Regions from separate parts of the Homo sapiens genome. Here region 1 is linked to region 2. A link is a loop called in an ENCODE intact Hi-C map of the cell type or tissue named here. Cell type or tissue: breast epithelium. All regions are shown on one strand. Each heading gives the region's core, and the rest is flanking DNA. Links, peaks and the distances in the headings are about the cores only. Region 1 overlaps TGFBR2 (transforming growth factor beta receptor 2). Region 2 has its middle 17 kb from the start of TGFBR2.

Region 1 (6,486 bases), core at 792-5,791, 76 kb before region 2:
AGCCTAAAATATTTACTATCTGGCCCTTCACAGAAAAACTTTGCTGACCCCTGTTCTAGAGGTGTTATTTTAATAACCTCATTGGCAGAATCTGGAGAGACTTCACTTTGGCCAAATGTGAATATGTAGTCAATTTTTTTTCACATATGAGAAATACAATTTGAAAAAATTTAAATATTAACTGCATAATTACTTAGCTTTGTCCTTAATTCACTAAAACGTCCAGATGAAATGTTGATTCATCATGGATAATTTTATTTTACAATTCCTAAATATCTATAAAAACAGTCGTATTTGCTAATTTCAATTCCTTTTTAGCCTAAAGGAAACACAAAAACAGAAATCCCCTTAAGTTTATGTGTGGCACTGACTGAAGAAGATTCTAGAAATCCCCAGTTCAATGTCAGAAACCAAAGTTTTACTTTCTCCTAAAATTTCCTGTTATTTCTTTAGAAGACTTACACTTAAAAAATTTGAGGGGGAGGAATTCTTGAATAACATCTGTCAATCTTGAAACTTCAAAGAGGTGGTGAAAAACTCTAACAATAGCAACCAGGGCTGGAAGGAAGCTTTGGGATGTGGCTTTATCTAAACAGGAGCCACCCACACCCTCTGGCAGTATTAACCCTTGGGTTGCTACTAGAAAACCCAACAGCTGTTGGTGTAGGTACAAGCCAGCATCTCCTTTAGTCGAAGACCAACAGGAAATGCTTCTTTTCATCAGCCGCCAGTTACAGAGAAACTCATAAACTGAACACTTACTAAGTTCCTGGCTGTGTGCTAAGGATTTTATAGAATATTTAAATTTAATTGATAGAAAAACCCTATGAGGTAGAAACTGCTATTATTATAAACCCCATTTTACAGATAGGGAAGCTAAAGATCAGACAGTTTAAGTAATTTTCCCAGATGATAAATTTAGGCAACAGCAAAGCTGGTATTTACAATGAGCATTGCCTGATTGGAGAGACTTCTGATCTCAACCCCATACCTGATCTCTAAACTTCATATTGGTGAGAGCCAACTAAGAATGGCAATGACCTTAGGCTGGGTGTGGTGGCTCACACCTGAAATCCTAGCACTTTGGCGGGAGAATCACTTGAGCCTAGGAGTTTGAGACTAGCCTGGGCAACATAGTGAGACTGTCTCTACACAAACTTAAAAAAAAAAAAAATTAGCCAGACACTGTGGTGCTTCCTGTAGTCCCAGCTATTACGGTGGCTGAGGCAGGAGGATTACTTTACTTGAGGCAGGAGTTCAAGGCGGCAGCACACTATGATCCTGCCACTGCATTCCAGCCTGGGTAACAGAGCAAGACCCTGTGTTTGTGCGGGCGGGGATGGGGGGGTAGGGGTTGCGGGGGAGGGGAAGAATGACTTTATATAAGCTCCCAATTTGATAAAGTGTTTTTCTTTAGTGTAGCCTGGACTAAGTGATTTTACAGCCATCCACCGACTGACATTGGCAATTCTTGTATAATGTGTCTAAAGGAGTATATTTTGGGTATGGGGATTATATTCCTTTGTTCTGAACTAAGAACCACAGTTTAGTAGTGTCTCTGTAAATATGCATCTTTTTCCTGCCAGGAAATAAAAAGTTTTATGTGAAGGAGAACCCCCAAATCTTTTTCTTTTCTCAGAGCCTATTCTCATGGCCTAGATCTTAGCAGAGCTCAAAACATAATTGTTGCACTATTGGGACCTTCCATGAATAGTAATAACATTGAACCAGATATAGCTCTGAAGGGCATTAAAAATAAGGGTGGAATTTATCCAAGGCCCATAAAAAAATGAGGCTATAATAGTAAACATTTTTAGCCTGGGTTCCATAAATAGAGTTCAGTGGGTCTGTGAATTTGAATGGGCAAAAATTGCATCTTTTTTTATTTTCTCTAACCTTTAATTAAAAATTAATATTTCCTAGTATCAGCTGTACCTATGAGTTTGTTGTTGCAGACGTCTCAGCATGTGACTTACGCTCACCATTTAGACATTTCAATTGTTTAGATCTGCTGCTATTGTTATTTAAAGCATTATTATAGAAACATATATTACTATAACACAAATTCATTTTTAAAATATTTGGTCATTGTATTTCAATGTAATTGGTTTTCTTTGAAATACTCCATGTTCTATTTTATGCATTTAAAAAACATCACAGTGAGAAGGGGTCCACAGGCTTCCCTACTTCAAGAAGTCCATGGCACAGACACACAAAAAGGGAAGCTCCCTTGGCAGAGTGAAGGCATTTGGGCTCTAGTCTCTTTTCCAGGACTTGCTAGAGCAGGAATTTTGAGATTGATGGGTTTCTCTAGGAAGTTGGTAACTAGTGCCAATGGGAGATCTGCCTGGCTTGATTTGTTGTGCTGCACATGGACAACTGTGGATGCTGTCGGAGCTTCTGTGGAGTGGGAAGGGAGCTCCGCAGTGTAGAATTTGAGGAGAAGCCCTCCTTTGAAATCTTGTAACAATAAGAAAGATAACTCATATACGATGTGCTTTGTTGGGTTAGGCACCGGACAATTTATTTTGTAAACATGATCTACTTTATTTCTCCAATAACCCTATGTATGAGTTAGATTCTCTTACCCCCGTTTTACAGAGGAGGATACTGAACCTTGGTTGCTTCTACAACATTTTTGTCTACTTAGTAAATAAGTATTCTTGTTAAGTAAAAGTTGTTCCTAGTAAGTACTCAATAAATGAATGCTGTCCTTTTAATGTTATAATTAACATGACTTGAGACAGGAAGTTCTTCCTTCCCCTCAGCTATCTCTCTTTAGCACAGTTTCCTTCTTTGGATCTCAGCCAGTTGCATATATACTCTCGCTTTAGGTGAACATGCTGGCATGTGAACATCCTTGCGGCTAGAGCTTCACTGCCAACTTCACAAGAATCTCTCTTGGCATCTGAGGCTCATTAGTGCACTAATACACCAAGGTGTGCGAAAAACTGTCATCCACGTCCCTTTCTATTGCTCGGATAAATTAGTATCCCACTAAATGTTCACCCTAAACTCCTTTACCGAGTGGAGGAATTGCCAAACTACTTCAAATATTAAAGTAGGAGCCTATCTCCCAAATTCAGCTATGTTGATTTGCTTTTTATCAAGACACATTAACTGATCCACATAGGATTTTATTTACCAAGTTGGCCTTAATTTAATGCTTTTATTTTTTTAACCAAGTGACTTTTATTTAAAATAGTGGATTAGGGAGGTTCAGTTTTAAGTTCCTTTTAGGAACTGGTGTCGGCATAACAAAGGACATAAAAGAGGCTGAGAGCAACGTGTGTGTGCGCGCACGCGCGTGTGCATGTGTGTGCGCACATGCATACTCAAGTTATAAGACAAATTGTTTACTTTTCAATCACTCCAAAGGAAAGTATACCACAGGATTTCCCCTTGAGGTTTTCTGCCAGTTTGTATTTTTTTTTATGGCATACTAACATTTATCTTTGGAAGACAGAAAAAAAAAGAATTTGACATTTGTCTTTAAAAAAATATTTATGTAACAAGACTCTGACATTTGCAAATGGCTCCTTATTTGCAACTAAGTCTGGCCTCTATGAGTGACAGAAGTGACTGGAAATTTTCAGAATTATTAAATGGATCTCACAGTTCATTGTTAAGGAGATAGCTTGGTGGTATGGAAAGAACAAAAGCTTTGAAGCCACTCAGATGATTAAAAAAAAATGGGGGGAAGATATGGTGCCTCACACCTGTAATCCCAGCACTTCGTGAGGCTGAGGTGGGAGGATCACTTGAGCCCAGGAGTTTGACACCAGCCTGGGCAATATATTGAGACCCTGTCTGTATAAAAAAAAAAAAAAATTAGCTGGATGTGGTGGTGTGGGCATGTAATCTGAGCTACTTAAAAGGCTGAGGCAGGAGGATCACGAGCCCAGAAGTTCAAGACTGCAGTGAGCTATAATGGTGCCACTGCATTTTAGCCTGGGCAACAGAACGAGAACATCTCCCCCTGCCCCCCCAACTCCCCCCCCCAAAAAAGTTAGCCCTCTCTTCCTCTTTCCTTTCTCCTAAGGGTATTTAAAATAATATACTTGGCCCAAGAGCACAGTATGGCCCTCAAAACTAGAGAAATTACTCTGATTTCTCTCTTGTGAAAAAGAATTCATTCCAAAATAAAACACAGATACAGAAAAGTGCATAAAACAAGTGTCTGGCTTAGTGAATTACTATAAGATCAACACTCTTGTAACCACTGGTCAGGTCAGAAAATATAATTTTGCTGGCCACCCCAGAAGTCTGTTCATGTTCCCCAACTCAATCGGAGATCCCTCCCTTCCTCTAAAAAGTAATCACTATTCCTGGCTTTTATAGTTATCATTTTCTTGAGCTTTTAAACTTGTTTTATCATCCAAGTATGCATCTGTAGTCGTCTTGCTACTAATATGACTGAATACAAATGGCAAACCTTGCTTTTTTGCAGAATTACTGTTTTAAAAAAACTTCCTACAATAAAAACACCAGAATCTTTAAAAAATGTTTAATCTGAATTAATCAAATCATCAGACAAATCTACAAAGTGCCTTTATAAAGTACATGAAATGGTCTGACCTATTCAAATCAAAGTCAATGTCATGAAAACCAAAAAAACACACTGTAGAGGCAAAACAATCAATTTTAATGTGTTGTCCTTGACTGGATTCCGAATTTAAACAATAGACCCATTAACCTTGAAGAAATCTGAATATGGACTGTACTGTATATATATTTAGATGTATATATGTGAATGTATCTGTGTCTTAGTATCTGTATACACACACACACACACAGAAAGAGAGTGAAAGCTAAGCACTCACATATATGCTTCATATTGCAGAGTTCAAAGATCTTGCCATCATTTTCTGTACCTTTAAAAATTTTGTTGGCATGTTACATAAAGAATAACTTGTCACCTCGTTATTCTAAGTGTGCCCGCAGACCAGCAGTCATCAGCATCCCCTGGGAACTTACTGGAAATGCAGAGTCTTAGCGCTGTCCTCAACTAACTGAATCAGAATCTACATTTAAAAGTTCTCTCAGTGATTCATTTACACATTCAAGTTTCAGAGGTAAATTTTATTCTTGCTAAACAGTTTAGCAAAAATAAAGTTAAGTTCTTTGGTACTCTGCCATAGAGATGCTTTCCTCCTACAAAAAATTTCTTAGTGGAATTGTTTGCAAAGCTCTGGTACAGCTGTATTCAGCACTAGCCAATGAGAAAATGGCCCATGATAATTTTCTAGTCAATTAACTGGTGGAGGAGTGTAGAATGAGATATGCTTCCCCATCCATCATCCTAGTAAAAAGCACACCAATTTAGGCAAACAATAAAAAGTCATTTCAATTAAACAACAAAAGGACAGTAAGCTCACTAGCAATGAAGGATTTAATTTAACTTCTAGCTATTGATAGCACTGTTTGACATTCTGGATATATTTTGAGAGTATTTTTTCCTCAAATGATGAAAGAAGTCTTCTCTCCAATCAATGTGGTTGTTTTATTCCAACTGCACATATTTCAGAACAAAGCTATTCGCCACCTCTCCTATCCCATGGCACAGTCTCCTTTGTATTATTTCCTTCTTATCTCTCTCCCAGATGGAAAAGCCTTGCATGTATTCTAATCCAGTATGATAATCTCTTTCTAGAATACCCATGAGAGGTAGAGGTGAAACCTCTGCCTGAAAATGTTATGGTAGAAGGACATCATTCCTTTGTTATCATTCCATAATCAAATCACAATATTTCTAACTGCAGATATATTGGGATAAAGTCTAAATATTGGGATATGTTTAAAATTATTCTTTACATTAAGTCAAATGTAGCCTCTGTGTGCTTCTATTATTGGTCCTTCTGCTGTTCTCTAAAGCAAAAAGTAACAAAATGAATCCGTTTTCTATGGGATGAGAACTATTAAACTCCTGCTGGATATGAAACTCACAACCCCTAGATCATTTCATTTTCAGGTTGAACAGCCATGTTTTCCTCGGTTACTTTTCAAGAGATACATTGATGAGACTCTAAAGTCTGACAGATTTATCAGACCCTAAAATCAGCCTGCCCAGCATATAGCGCCCAATAAATGCCAGGACCTTTTTTCTAAGGGTAAAGTGATCTGTTCTCTGAAACCACGCTTGCTATTTAAGATTCTTCATCATGTGTTTTGATAGACACAGATATAATACTTGGAATATAACTTGTGTAGCAAAGATTACAGCAGGACTCTCACCTCCTCTTCCACCAAGTGGAGTTTAAGGCTCCTGATGGTTTGTTCTTTCTGTTTTGTTTTGATTCTTTCAGCCAGATCATCCTGATTTCAAAATGACCTTAACTCACCTCTAAACCCTGGGGTCTTCATCACATGAGCAGATTCCCAGCCAGTGTTTTGACAAGTGCTCCTTTGCAATCGATTGTTTGAACCTATATGTCTGATTTTACATCTACCTGTCAAGTTTTAGAAAATTGGTCATTTCAGGCCATT
Region 2 (6,486 bases), core at 1,018-6,017:
TTGAGACTATAATAGAGTCAAATAGATATCAGTAACAGAATGATAATAGAGAAATCTTCAAACACTTGGAAACCAAATGACATACTTCTGAATTATATTAGATCAAAGAAGAAGTCTAAAAGGAAATCAAATAATACATTAAACTGAAGAAAAGTAAAAATACAACGTGTTCAAATTGTGAGATACAGTTAAAGCAGTGCTGAGAGGAAAACTTATAGTATTAAATACATAAATTAGAAAAAAGGAAACTTCTCTAATAAATAATCTAAGCTTCCACCTCAAGAACCTTGAAAAACAGAAACCAAATAAACTCAGAGCAAGCAGAATAAATGAAGCAATAAAGATAAGAACAAAAAATCAATAAAATTGAAAATAGAAAACTATAGGAAAAATATCAGTGAAACAGAGAACAGTTTATTGGAAAAGATGGATAAAATTGACAAAACTCTAGCAAGCTTGACAAAGAAAAATGGAGTGAAAACACAAATTACCAATATCAGGATGAAATGGGGATGCCACGTGCAGACTCTGCAGACATCAAAGGATATTGGAACACCATGGACAACTCTACCCATATAATTTGACAACTTAGATAATAGGGGTCAATTCCTTGAAAAGCATAAACTACCCCAATCCACTAACCATAAAATAGATAATGCGAATAGATCTCTAACTATTAAGCAAATTGAATTTGTAATTTTAAAACTCCAAAAAAGGGCCTGGCGCGGTGGCTCACGCCTGTAATCCCAGCACTTTGGGAGGCCGAGGTGGGCGGATCACAAGGTCAGGAGATCGAGACCATCCCGGCTAACATGATGAAACCCCGTCTCTACTAAAAATACAAAAAGTTAGCCAGGCGCGGTGACGCCTGTAGTCCCAGCTACTCGGGAGGCTGAGACAGGAGAATGGCGTGAACCCGGGAGGCGGAGCTTGCAGTGAGCTGAGATGGCGCCACTGCACTCCAGCCTGGGCGACAGAGCGAGACTCCGTCTCAAAAAAAAAAAAAAAAAAAACTCCAAAAAAGGAATTTTCAGTCCCAGATGGTTTCAATGAAGGATTCTACCAAGTATTTAAAGAATTAACACCAATTCTATGCACTCCATTCTGGAAAATAGAAAAGGAGGGAGCACTTTCCAGTTCATTTACTGAAGCTGGTATTGTCCTAATACAAAAACCAGACAAAGACAGTACAAAAAAAATTAAAGATTAATACACTTATGAATATAGATGCAAAAATGCTTAATGCGATATTAGCAAATATCATTCAACAACATAGTAAATGAGTGAAATAGCATGACCAAATAGGGTTTATTGTATGAACACAAAATGGTTCAATATCATAAATCAATCAGTGTAATCCATCAAATCAACAGGCTACAAAATAAAAATTATATAATTACATCAATTCACGTAGAAAAAGCGTTTGACAAAAGTAAATATCCACTTCTGATTTTTAAAAAACTCTCAAAAATAGTAATGTAGGAGAACTTACTTAACTTTATAAAGAGCATCCATAAAAAACTTGTAAAAACGAGGAAGAGTGTTCACTCTCACATTCTTATTCAACATAGTATTAGATTTTTAGCCAGTGCAAAAAGGCAAAAATAAATAAATAAATAAATAAATAAATAAATAAATAAATGGCATACAGATCAGAAAGGAAAAGTGAAAACTGTTCTAATTTGTTATTGACAAGCTACAAAATAAAAACAACTTCAAGAAATAATAGGTGAGTTCAGCAAGGTCACAAGCTACAAGATAACAAATATCAAATGTATCTCCGTATTTTCTAACAATGAACATATAGGCACTAAAAGTAAAAATACAATACCCTTTACATAGCTCAAAAATGAAATGAAATACTGGGGCGTAAATTGAACAACATATAGAACTTGTAAGCTAAAAACCAGACAACATTGTTGAAAGAAATTAAGAAAGATCATGAATGGAGAGATGTATCAGGTCCACAGATTGTAATACTCAAAATAGTAAAGATGTCAATTCTTAAAAGATACCAATTCTTAAAGATGTCAATTTAAGAATTGACATCTTTAGTGTGTTTCCTATCAAAATATCAGCAATATTTTTGTAGATATAAAATATTAACAGAAAATGTATTCCAAAATTTATATGGAAAGGCAAAGAAAATAGCTAAAACAATTTTGAAAGAAAATAATAGAAATAAAGAAAACAGTCTTCAAGCTACAGTAATCAAGACCAGAAATAAAGCCTAGAAATAGACTCACATAAATATGCCCAAATAATTTTTTACTAACATAGAAAAGCAATTTAATTGAGGAAAGATAGCCTTTTCTACAAATGGTGCTGGACCATTTGGACTTTGGATTTCCATATGCAAAAAAACCCCACACACACATACACACACACACACACAAACACACACACACAAACCCTCAAACTAACTCGTATTTTATACAAAAATTAACTCAAAATGAATTACAGACTTAATGTAGAAAGTACAGCTATTAGAGTTTTAGAAAAATAGGAGGACCAGTCTTTGGAATCTAGCTTTAGGCAAAGAGTTTATAGTCTCGAGAAGAAAGGCACATTCATAATAGAAAAAATTAATAAATTAGATTTCATAATTTAAAAGTTTGCTCTGTGAAGACCTTGTTGAGAAGGAAAAAAAAGACAAGCTACAGAAAGCAAGAAAACATTTGCAAACCACATATGTGATACAGGACTAGTATCTATAATATAAAAAGAATTCTCAAAACTCAGTAGTACAAAGCAAACAATGAAACTAAAACATGAGCCAAAAAAGCGAGGGTACATTTCACCAAAGAATACATACAAATGGCAAACAAGCACATAAAAAGATGTTCAACATCATTAGCCTTTAACGAATTGCAAATTATAACCACGATGAAATATCATTAAATACCTACAAGTATGGCTAAAATAAAACTAACAACATTGTCTTTCTGTACTTAGATTTTTTCACTTAGTACAGTGTCTTCCAGTTTCATTCATGTGGTTACATATAACAGGATTTTCTTCTTTTTAAAGCCTGAATAATATTTCATTGTGCATAGAAATGTGTGTGTGTGTGTGTGTGTGTGTGTGTGTGTGTGTGTGTGTTTATCCATTCATCCATTCATCTGTCAATGGACATTTAGGTTGATGTCATATTTTTTTCTACTGTGAATAATGCTGTAATGAACATAGGAGTGAAAATATCTTTTTGGAATACTGATTTCATCTTTCCTTTGGATATATACCCAAAAGTGGGACTGTTGGATCTTACAGTAAATCTCACTTCTATGTAAAATCTGAAAAAGTTGGACTCATAGAAGCAGACAGTACAATGGTGGTTGCCAGGGGCTGAAAGTGGGGGAAATGGAGAAATATTGGTCAAAGGCACAATGTTTCAGTTATGCAGGACAAATAATTCTAGAGATCTAATATATAGCATGGTGTTTATAAGAAATAATAATGTATTGTATATTGAAATTTGCCAAGAGATTAGATCTTAAATGTTCTCACCACACCCACACACACACAAAAGGAATTATGTAGGGTAATGAATATGTTCATTAGCTTGGTAGTGGTACCTATATCAAAACATCACGTTGTATACTTTAAACGTATACAATTTTTACTTGTCAGTTATGCCTCAATAAACCTGAAAAAAGGGCCAGGCGTGGTGGCTCACGCCTGTAATCTCAGAACTTTGGGAGGCCGAGGCGGGCGGATCACGAGGTCAGGAGATTGAGACCATCCTGGCTAACAGGGTGAAACCCCATCTCTACTAAAAACACACACAAAAAAATTAGCCAGGCGTGGTGGTGGGCGCCTGTAGTCCCAGCTACTCGGGAGGCTGAGGCAGGAGAATGGCGCGAACCCCAGGGGGCGGAGACTGCAGTGAGCCGAGATCACGCCACTGCACTCCAATCTGGGCTACAGCGAGACTCCGTCTCAAAAAAAAAATACATAAATAATAAAAATAAATAAATCTGAAAAAAGTAATGACAACATCAAATTCTAGTGAGGATAAAGAGAAACGGATTCACTCAGACATCATTGGTGGGAACGTAAAACAATACAGCCATTTTAGAAAACAGTCTGGCAGTTTTAACAATAATTAAACATGCAATTTTCATGTAACCCAACAATTTCACTCCTGGGTATGTATTCCAGAAAAATGATGATGTGTGTTCCCACAAAAAAATGAACGAGAATGTTTATAGCAGATAATTTCTAATAGCCTCAAACTGGAAATAACACAGAAGTCATTCAACTAGTGAATGATTAAACAAACTGTGATACATCTATGCCAAGGGAATAGTACTTAGCAATAAAAGAAAATGAACTACACTGATACATGCAGCAGCCTGGATACATATCGAGATAAATATCCCAATGAAATAAAGTTGATGGCAAAAACTTACATGGTATATGTTTCTATTTATAATACTCTTGAAATTACAAAAATATGAAAATGGAGAACAGATTAGTGGTTGCCAAGGGTTAAGGAGGGGGCAAGGCAGTAGGGAGTAGGTGTGACTATGAAGAGGCAACATGAGGAAGCTGGTGGTGACAGACATGTTCTGCATCTTGACTGTATCGATATCAATATCTTGTCACTGCATGATATGGCACTGCATTTTTGCAGTGTTATCACTGAGGGAAAACTCAATTGGAGTATATGTACTCTCTCTGCATTATTTCTTATAACTATATGTGAATCTACAATTATCTCAAAATAAAAGTTTAATTTAAAAATTGTGTCTGTCAATGTTTTCTTGAAAATCAAATGTGACCGTATCTATGAAAACTCTTTATAACTTGTAAAGCACAGATACGTGTTAAGTTACATATATATGCACATATATATAACATAAAAGTTTTTATATATATATGTATGTATAACATTAAGCTTTTTCTTTATAGGTATTTGAAACTGGTATTTCATTAGTCAATTGCACTCAGTGCATTTTCAAGCATTTGTTTGCCAGGTTCTCCAATGTCCATGGAAAGAGAAATAGTTAATGAGGGTGCAGGCCTGATTCTAATTATAATGAGAGACAGATAAAAACACTCCTGGGTTAACACACACAATGTGGCCTTTGTGCTTGAGAATATTGCTGCCAACAAGATAATTAACTATCAGTGATGCAGCAGTGAATGGATTCCAAAATTGGCCTCAAAAGTGATGGCTGGAGATCACTGGCCAACTATTGCAAAGATTACATAAGAGAATGCTTATAAATGATTAAACTTAGTCCCAACTATATAGTAGGTATACAACAAATGTTTGTTGACCAAATGAATGCCAAACTACTGGTATACAACAAATATTCGTTGACCAAATGAATGCCAAACTACTAAATAAGTGGTAGCAGTCTGCACTGCAATTAAATCTGCACTAGAATGTCCTGCAGACACCTCAAATTTATCATGTTCCTCCCAGAACTGGCACCTCTGCCTCTGTAATCAAACCAGACACTTCTCTGGCATTCGTTTTTTAACAAATGACACCAGCATCTACCGACATTAGTTCCATCATGCCAGCAAGCTTGAGGTCGTTCTAGACTCCTCTTCCATACCCAAACTGGAAATTGAGTACTTAGCATCTCCTTAATTGTCCACCTTCCCCATCCTCACTAACTCTGGCTTCCTTCCTTTGTCATTTCTCAACTGGGAAATTTCACATTGCCTCTGTCTTCAATGGTCAGAGTGACTCATCTTGTGGAAAGCTGCCCCGATCAGATCAAATCAAATATTTTTATGATAACATTAATAACCGTTTATTGAGCTCTTACATTACTATACACTATGCTAAGCTCCTTTCATACACTAACTGTGAGGGTGGTTTAGAAGGTATTTTGATTGCCTTCCCAAGTGAATCTAACCCATTCCCACCCCTTAACCTCACATAATTTTCCTTCCTGGATTTCCTTCCATATTTTGTTCAAGTGTTTTTTCACTGTGTATCCACATATCCTAGAAAAAGAGCCTCTTCCCTGAACATTTCAGAGGATAAATATTAATTAGTTTGGGCCAATCGTGCCGTTTTGCTAGCTTTGACATCTAGAGGTTAAGACATGGCAATTCTGGCCAAATAAGAGGAAGTGTGCTGATAGTGGGTAAATAGGAGAAGAGTGGATTCTGACAGAATTTTGTTGCTTTTAACAAGAGATGCATAACTTTCATTTTTTTTTCTGTTCAAAAATACACTTGATTACTTAGAATGGTTATAGATTTACAGAAAAATGGAAAGACAGTACAAAGAGTTCCCATATACCTCCCACCCACTGTCCCCTATAATTAACATCTTAACTTTCCCTTTGAGGTCTATTGACATGGCTGTATGAGGAGATGGTTGGATCCCCTGTAGCCATCTAGCAAACATGAAGGTAACGCTGAGGGCGAACACCAACATAGCACAAGAAATGTGTTTACGGCCTCACCACTACAGTATAGCAGAGCTTGAATTCAAGCCATATGTAATTCCAAGATTAT

What was found. A loop is a pair of places that touch in the nucleus more often than their neighbours do. Peaks named below come from ENCODE experiments on the same cell type or tissue, not always from the same donor. Only the 100,000 strongest peaks of a DNase experiment are listed, where the experiment ranks them.
Region 1: it touches region 2 in a loop (26-fold over the local background); 3 of 110 quality-filtered maps call a loop at or near these places.

Annotation. Positions count from the first base shown.
Region 1 is chr3:30,661,495-30,667,980 of GRCh38, reverse strand. The region is part of intron 3 of TGFBR2 (transforming growth factor beta receptor 2); the gene reads right to left. Among named protein-coding and RNA genes, the nearest start is that of TGFBR2, 58 kb to the right of the region's middle. In breast epithelium, for the core only: no CTCF peak of the experiment used is centred there; no DNase peak of the experiment used is centred there; H3K27ac peaks cover 1,126 bases.
Region 2 is chr3:30,585,892-30,592,377 of GRCh38, reverse strand. No RefSeq gene overlaps it. Among named protein-coding and RNA genes, the nearest start is that of TGFBR2, 17 kb to the left of the region's middle. In breast epithelium, for the core only: no CTCF peak of the experiment used is centred there; no DNase peak of the experiment used is centred there.